Linked DNA regions of Homo sapiens: region 2 is linked to region 1. Evidence: read pairs that join two places in POLR2A ChIA-PET (ENCODE). Cell type or tissue: Panc1. All regions are shown on one strand.

Region 1 (4,000 bases):
GTAGTCCTTTGCCAATCAGAAACACAAAATAGATTTAGATGTAAAAATGGAGTTCTCCATCTTACAGGAATAGGTCCTTGTGACTTTTTCTTTCTAAGAAAAAAAATGAGCTCATTTCATTATTCTCACCCTCCTCTCCTGTTTAAAGAAATCTGATCTGGTAGGAAATAACAAGCAATGAGCCTTAAATTTTAGTATTATCTTTTTAAGAGTTTCTTAAAATTGCCTTTTGAAAGTAGTTCAGGCTTAGGCCCAAAAATAATTATACTTAGGTCATAAAAACAGAATTTCTAATATGCAAAATTCTTTTAGAAAATCTTTTAAAACATAATAACCATGTAAACCTTACTCTCCATTTCTTTATGAAGAATGGAAATTAAACATGATAAAATAATCTAATTTTGGCCAGGCACAATGGTGTTTGCCTGTAATCCCAGTGCTTTGGGAGGCTAATGTGGGAGGATCACTTGAGCCCAGGAGTTCAAGACAGCCTGGGCAACACAGCAAGACCCTGTCTCTACAAAATATTTAAAAATTAGCCTGGCATGCTGGTGCATGCCTGTAATCCCAGCTACTCAGGAGGCTGAGGCAGGAGGACTGCTTGAGCCTAGGAGTTCAAGGTTACAGTGAGCTATGATAGTGCCACTGCACTCATGCCTGGGCAACAGTATGGCCCTATCTCTTAAAAAAAAAAAATCGAATTTCTTCACAATCAACTTTTGAATGACTTCTTAAATGACAAAATAGGCTGGGTGCAACGGCTCATGCCTTAATCCCAACACTTTGGGAAGCTGAGGCAGGAGAATTGCTTGAGGATAGGAGTTTGAGAGCAGCCTGGGCAACAGAGGAAGACCCCATCTCTACAAAAAATACAGAAATTAGCCAGGTTTGGTGGTGCATGCCTGTAGTCCCAGCTACTTGGGAGGCTGAGGTGGGAGGATCACTTGAGCCCAGGAGGTCAAGGCTACAGTGAGTCATGATCTTGCACTCCAGCCTGGGTGACAGAACGAGACCTTGTATCAAAAAAAATTAAAATAAAATAAGTGACAAAATATATTTATCTTATAGCTTAATATATTTGTGTTTCCTAATGGAAAAGTTGTAAGATAAAGTCCCACAGGAATGAATTCTAGAACGGCTCTATAATTATAATTTATGTAAACTACACACTTGTATATTATAGCTTTACAAATCATGTTACACTCTAGTAAAACTAATCTAATAAAGTAATTTCCTCAGTGTGCCCCCAGACAAAGCTCAGAGAAACATGTGGCTTAGCCAAAGGTAGGTATGTGGTAGATCCCAGCCCAGAATGCAAGTGTCCTAATCCAGTGCTCTTTTTTGGCCATCATGATGTTCCTACTCTCTGCTAGATTAGCTCTTGCCATCTCACCATGTTCCTGAAGCCCTCCTCTAAGTGTTGAGCCTCTGGACCTCCCTAGTCTGGGTTCTCTGACATAACCCCTCACATCCCACCTGGCCTCCCTTAGCCCATCCTTCCTTGATCATTCTTCCTTGCCCTCTGCTAATAAGGCCACGCTAACATATATCTGACTTGTTTTCTCCATCAAAAATCTACATCCCCTTCCCTTAACCGTAGAACTAGATATTCTCTGCCTACCAAGGTTACAGTTATCTTGCCTAATAAATTCATCTGTCTATGCCACGCTTGTCCAACCCATGGCCAGTGAACCACATGAGGCCCAGGATGGCTTTGAATGTGGCCCAACACAAATTTGTGAACTTTCTCAACACACTAAGAGTTTTTTTGCAATTTTTTTTTTTTTTTTTTTTTTTTAGCTATCACTATCATTAGTGTATTTTATGTGTGGCCCAAGACAATTCTTCTTCTTCCCATGTGGACCAGGGAAGCCAAAAGATTAGACACCCCTGGTCCCCACACTAAGGAAAGAGGGCTAGAGAAGCTCTTTCCCCTCCTAGGTGACATATGCATGGCTTCTGGAGGAAGAAAAGATATTACAACAGTAGCGCTCTTCAGACCAGCATTGAAGTACCCCATGGAGGCCCTTTATCAGATTATTGATACATTGAAAACTACCAGATCTCTGTCTTCAGTCTTGATACCTTACTGAAGTTCCAGATCTCTATATCCAATTGCCTGTTGGAATTAGTGTGACGGTCAGTTTTAGTTACCTATGGTTAGTGGTCATACTGGCCCTGAGCATAGACTTAAAGGGCCTCCATGGGGTACAACTCAGATGTCTTTTTTCCAGGAATAATCACATCAATCTCAACAACCCACTGCCTACCCAGAATGACCTCTATCTTTGAGAATAAGTATTTTAGCACAAGAAGATTCTGGCCTTTGATTGGAACAAGATCAATGCAACAACAGGCTTAGCAGCTTACAAACAAAATGGGAAGTAATAATAACTTGTTTATAGAGAACACCTGCCACAGGCCAGACACTGGAGACACTATTTATTTTTATTTATTTATTTATTTTGAAACAGAGTCTCGCTCTGTCACCTAGGCTGGAGTGCAGTGGCACCATCTCCGCTCACTGCAACCTCTGCCTCCTCTGGGGTTCAAGTGATTCTCCTGCCTCAGCCTCCCAAGTAGCTGGGATTACAGGGGCACACCACCACACCTGGCTAATTTTTGTATTTTAGTAGAGACAGGGTTTCACCATGTTGGTCAGGCTGGTCTCAAACTCGTGACCTCAGGTGATCTGCTCACCTTGGCCTCCCAAAGTGCTAGGATTACAGGCGTGAGCTACCACAATATTATTAATTAATTTGTTAATTAATTTAACATATATTCAAGGGTAACCTACTACCTGCTAGGCACATTTTAAAGTCTAGAGATAAGAGAGAGTATGCTATTTGGGGGGAATTCTAACTTTATTATTCAATACAATCAGAACATAGAGTTCCAGAGAAGAGTGGAAAAAGATAAGGCTCAAGAGGTAAAGCCAAGAAGGCAAAAAATCAAGAAGACCTAGTGTCACACGAAGGATTTTTGACATTTATGTTTTATAAATAAAGAAAGGAAAGGAGAGAGGGAAGGAGAAAAATAAACTTTTTATCTGAGGAATGTGAACCCCCTCTAATTATCAGGCCTAGAGGCATTGAAATGTGGCAGCATGTGAAACAGTCACCCACTCCCCACTTGAGCTAAATAATTGCCTCTTAAAGCCCCTTGCTATGTGGGTTCTAGACACTGACACTAAGTCACCATAAAATGCCATACCTGGACACCATAACTCACACCCTATAGTTCAACAATGTATAGCCAATCACTAACCAATGTTATTTCTGTAAACCAATGAGAATTCCTGCCGAACAACTTTGTATCAGCCCACTCCTTGTCTCTTTTTGCCTAAAAAACCTGCTTGTAACAAAGACCAAGTGGAGCACTCCCCAAGGCAACTTGGAAGTGTGTCACAGGCAGCTGTCCTCAATCTTAGCCTCACAGGCAGCTGTCTTCAACCTTGGCCCAAACAAACTCTCTATATGAATTGTTCCTCAGTTTCTTTCTTTGCATTGATAGATGGAAAGAAGGAAGTCACTGAACAGTTTTAATTAGGAAAAAAATTTGCACTGTAGGAAAATTCCTCTAATAGCAGTGCAGAATTGCAGCAGTAATCTAGGAGAGAAAAAGGCCAGAACAAAGGTGGTGACAGTAGGAAAAGAGGGAATTAGAAATGTCCAAAAGACAGCAAAGGTAGAATCAATGGCTCTAGTAACTATCTGAAGAGACTGAGCTGAGAATGGGGAGGGAGAAGGTGAAAGTGACTGCCATGTTTTTGGTTTGGGCGGCCAGGTAAAGGAGGTGCCATTAACTGAGATAAGAAGGAGAAGGAGCATGTGTAAGGAAGAAGACAATGGTTTGATTTTTGTCCTTTGAATTTAAGATGCTGGTGAAATATCTTAACTATATTAGAGTTTTCCAGAGAAACAGAACCTATAGGATATATAGACATATATAAGAGGAGATTTATTTTGGGAATTGGTTCATGCAATTATGAAGGCTGAAA
Region 2 (4,000 bases), 300 kb after region 1:
CTGTACTCCAGCCTGGGCAACAAGAGCAAAACTCCGTCTCAAACAAACAAACAAAAAAAAAATAGAGAGAATTGGAGGCCAGTCACAGTGGCTCACACCTGTAATCCCGGCAATTTGGGAGGCCGAGGCAGGTGGATCACCTGAGTTCAGGAGTTCAATACCAGCCTGGCCAACATGGTGGAACCCCATCTCCTCAAAAATACAAAAATTAGCTGGGCATGATGACGGGTGCCTGTAATCTCAGCTACTCGGGAGTCTGAGGTGGGAGAATCGCTTGAACCTGGGAGGTGGAGGTTGCAGTGAGCTGACGTCGTACCATTGCACTCCAGCCTGGGTGACAGAGCAAGACTCCGTCTCAAAAAAAAGTAAATAAATAAAAATTAAAAGAGAATTGGAGAACAAAATGGTAAGAGGGTATATAGTCAGAAAGCACCACCGGGAACTTATGCCCATACTCCCCAACTAGGCTATACTGGGACCACTTAACCCTGAAGATTCAACCCCCACCTCAGACTCTGGGAACAATCCTGTCTCTATTCAGGAAAACGTAACAAACCGCAGGCCAGAGGGTCCATCCTGGGTGAGCAAGCCTGACCCCTGGAAATGTGGCCTCTCTTCCTGTTGGTCAGGCTCTACCCTCAAGGAGCTTATAGTCTGGCTTGGAGAAGCAAGACACATGGAACAGCAGTTCCAACAACGTAAAAAGGTATCATGAGGTTAAGTCCTAAATGAGTTTTACAGATGATACATAGTGTAAATAAAAAAAAAAAGGGAGAACAGTTGTGGCCGAGGGTCAGTTTTGTGAAACACAGAGTGTGGCCATCACTTTATAACAGCAGCAGGTCTTGAATAAGCATGGAAAAAAGAGAATGTGCATTAGTGGAAGGTGCAGAACTGAGGGAAGTCAAATGAGCAAAGGCCACATTCTTTTTTTTTTTTTTTTTGAGATGGAGCCTCGCACTGTCACCCAGGCTGGAGTGCAATGGCACGATCTCGGCTCACTGCAGCCTCCGCCTCCTGGTTCAACCAATTCTCTGCCTCAGCCTTCTGAGTAGCTGGGATTACAGGCGCTTGCCACCACGCCCGGCTAATTTTTGTATTTTGAGACCAGGTTTCACCATCTTGGCCAGGCTGGTCTTGAACTCCTAACCTCATGATCCACCTGCCTTGGCCTCCCAAAGTACTGAGATTACAGGCATGAGCCACCATGCCCAGCCGTTTTTGTTTGTTTGTTTGTTTGTTTTTGAAACAGGGTCTCACTCTGTTGCCTAGGCTGGAGTGCAATGGTGTGAACATGGCTCACTACAATCTCAACCTTCTGGACTTAAGCAATCCTCCCACCTTAGCATCCTGGGTAGCTAGGACTACAGGCACGTGCCACCCTACCCAGCTATTAATAATTTTTTAAATTTATTTTTTGTAGAGAAAGGATCTTCCTATATTGCCCCCGGCTTAAGAGATCCTCCTGCCTCAGCTTCCCAAATTGCCATCCTCTTGCCTTGGCCTCTCAAAGTGCTGGGATTACAGGCATGAGCCACCATGCCTGGCTGTTTGACCGTGTCTTGATTTAGTGCTTCAACTCTAACCAAGTGCCTTAGCTGACAGGTGCCTGGACTCTGCCTTCCTGTCTTTGCTTAGCACTCTGGTATTTCTGGGCCCTCAACTTCTGTAGTTTACCCACTTCTGACTCACTGCTGTTCAAGCACTGGGTTTCCGTGTACTCTGGCCTCAGTTCCCCGCCCAGCTCTTTTGACCAAAGGCTACCAATGTCTTGGCCTAATACAAGGAACGGTCACCAGCCACCCTTGGGCAAACAACCCAGACTTGTTCCTAAGAAGGGGAATGAGAGCGGCTATTTTATGTGGAGAAGGAACCAAATTCATAGGCTTGGGTGCTTTCAAGTAACCAAATCCAAGGGAAAAGTTTGTCTAAAATTTTCTCTTTTTCTCCCTGTACTTTGATAAATTCCTTTTTATTTATTCATTTTTTTCTTTTCTAAAAATTGTTACCAAACATAATAGAGATTCACTTAAATACATCATGAATGATAGACTGGAATATTTTTGAATCATATTCACCAAAACATTAGAAGTGAATCAGTAGTAGTGTGGTCTCTGAAGTCAACTTTAAAAGAATTGATCCATCAGCTCCGCCAAGAGTCAATAAATCTGCAGGAGTCATGATAAGACCCATGATCAAGATAAACCTGCCGTGTAATTCATGTAAACATTGGGGTCAAAATATTCATGGCGCCTAAAGTAAATCAGTATGTTCATTCCAAATGTGATTTTTAAAAACTACATATGATAGATATTTTTCTCTTTTTATTTTTTTATTTTTATTATTTTTTTTTTGAGACGGAGTCTCCCTCTGTCACCCAGGCTGGAGTGCAGTAGTGCAATCTCGGCTCACTGCAAGCTCCCCATCCCGGGTTCACACCATTCTCCTGCCTCAGCCTCCCGAGTAGCTGGGACTACAGGCGCCCGCCACCACGCCTGGCTAATTTTTTGTATTTTAGTAGAGACGGGGTTTCACTGTGGTCTTGATTTCCTGACCTCGTGATCTGCCCACCTCAGCCTCCCAAAGTGCTGGGATTACAGGCGTGAGCCACCGTGCCCAGCCTTTTTTTTTTTTTTTTTTTTTTTTGGAGACAGTCTTGCTCTGTTGCCCATACCGGAGTGCAGTGGTGAGATCTTGGTTGGCTCACTGCAACCTCCACCTCCCAGGTTCAAGCAATTCTCCTGCCTCAGCCTCCCAATTCTCCTGCCTCAGCCTCCCAAATAGCTGGGATTACAGGCACATGCCACCACACCCAGCTAATTTTTGTATTTTTAGTAGAGACGGGGTTTCACCATGTTGGCCAGGCTGGTCTTGAACTCCTGACCTCAAGTGATCTGCCCACCTTGGCCTCCCAAAGTGCTGGGATTATAGGTGTGAGCCACTGTGCCCGGCTATCATAGATCTTTTATACCTTAATTAAGTTATTGCAATTCACAGTCCAGTAATACACGAAAAATGTTTTTATTCTACAAATTAGAAACTGTATTTCCTAGGGCAATGCCAAAGTAGATACAAATCGGGATGATGATTGGCTACCTAATAAAAATGCATGAAGGCCAGGCGCGGTGGCTCATACCTATAACCCCAGCACTTTGGGAGGCCAAGGCAAGAGGATCACCTGAGGTAAGGAGTTCGAGACCAGCCTGACCAACATGGAGAAACGCCGTCTCTACTAAAAATACAAAATTAGCCAGGCACAATGGTACATGCCTGTGATCCCAGAGACTCAGAAGTCTGAGACAAAAGAATCGCTTGAACACAGGAGGTGAAGGTTGCAGAGAGCCGAGATTGTGCCATTGCAATCCAGCCTGGGCAACGAGAGTGAAACTCTGTCTCAATATAATAATAATAATAATAATTAAAATGCAGCCATGGTGCAGTGGCTCATGCCTGTAATCCCAGCACTTTGAGAGGCCGAGGCGGGTGGATCACGAGGTCAGGAGATCAAGACCATCCTGGCTAACATGGTGAAACCCCATCTCTACTAAAAATACAAAAAATTAACCAGGCGTGGTGGTGGGCGCCTGCAATCCCAGCTACTCGGGAGGCTGAGGCAGGAGAATGGCATGAACCCGGGAGGCGGAGCTTGCAGTGAGCCGAGATCGCGCCTCTGCACTCCAGCCTGGGTGACAGAGCGAGACTCCGTCTCAAAAAAAAAAAAAAGAAAATTAAAATGCATGAAAATACAGTGCAGGCAGAGGCAGGTGAGGTGAGGGCGAGTAGAATATGATGTTTGGATTCTTAGGTTTGTCCTTATCTGAAATCTTGTTGACACAGGCATGAATGTTTGAATTTCTGAAGGGTGTGTGTCTGTCTATCTGAGGCTTTTTATTGCTATGCCTGCTGGCACGCATTTCTCTTAATGAAGAGCTTTTGATAAGCTGTAAGAACCTCACAACATACAGACACTTCCTAACAACAGCGTGCTTTCCTCTGGAAA

Evidence for each region. ChIA-PET counts read pairs that join two places held together with the same protein. Peaks named below come from ENCODE experiments on the same cell type or tissue, not always from the same donor. Only the 100,000 strongest peaks of a DNase experiment are listed, where the experiment ranks them.
Region 2: POLR2A ChIA-PET joins it to region 1 with 6 read pairs; 3 of 35 experiments call an interaction of 5 or more read pairs at or near these places.

The regions. Positions count from the first base shown.
Region 1 is chr18:22,801,255-22,805,254 of GRCh38, forward strand. The region is part of intron 2 of RBBP8-AS1 (RBBP8 antisense RNA 1); the gene reads right to left. The region is part of intron 1 of LOC124904263 (a long non-coding RNA gene); the gene reads left to right. Among named protein-coding and RNA genes, the nearest start is that of RBBP8, 130 kb to the right of the region's middle. In Panc1, no CTCF peak of the experiment used is centred here; no DNase peak of the experiment used is centred here.
Region 2 is chr18:23,098,131-23,102,130 of GRCh38, forward strand. No RefSeq gene overlaps it. Among named protein-coding and RNA genes, the nearest start is that of CABLES1, 35 kb to the right of the region's middle. RefSeq lists an enhancer at 1,535-1,829. In Panc1, no CTCF peak of the experiment used is centred here; a DNase peak (open chromatin) is centred at 1,711; H3K4me3 peaks cover 157 bases; H3K27ac peaks cover 3,135 bases.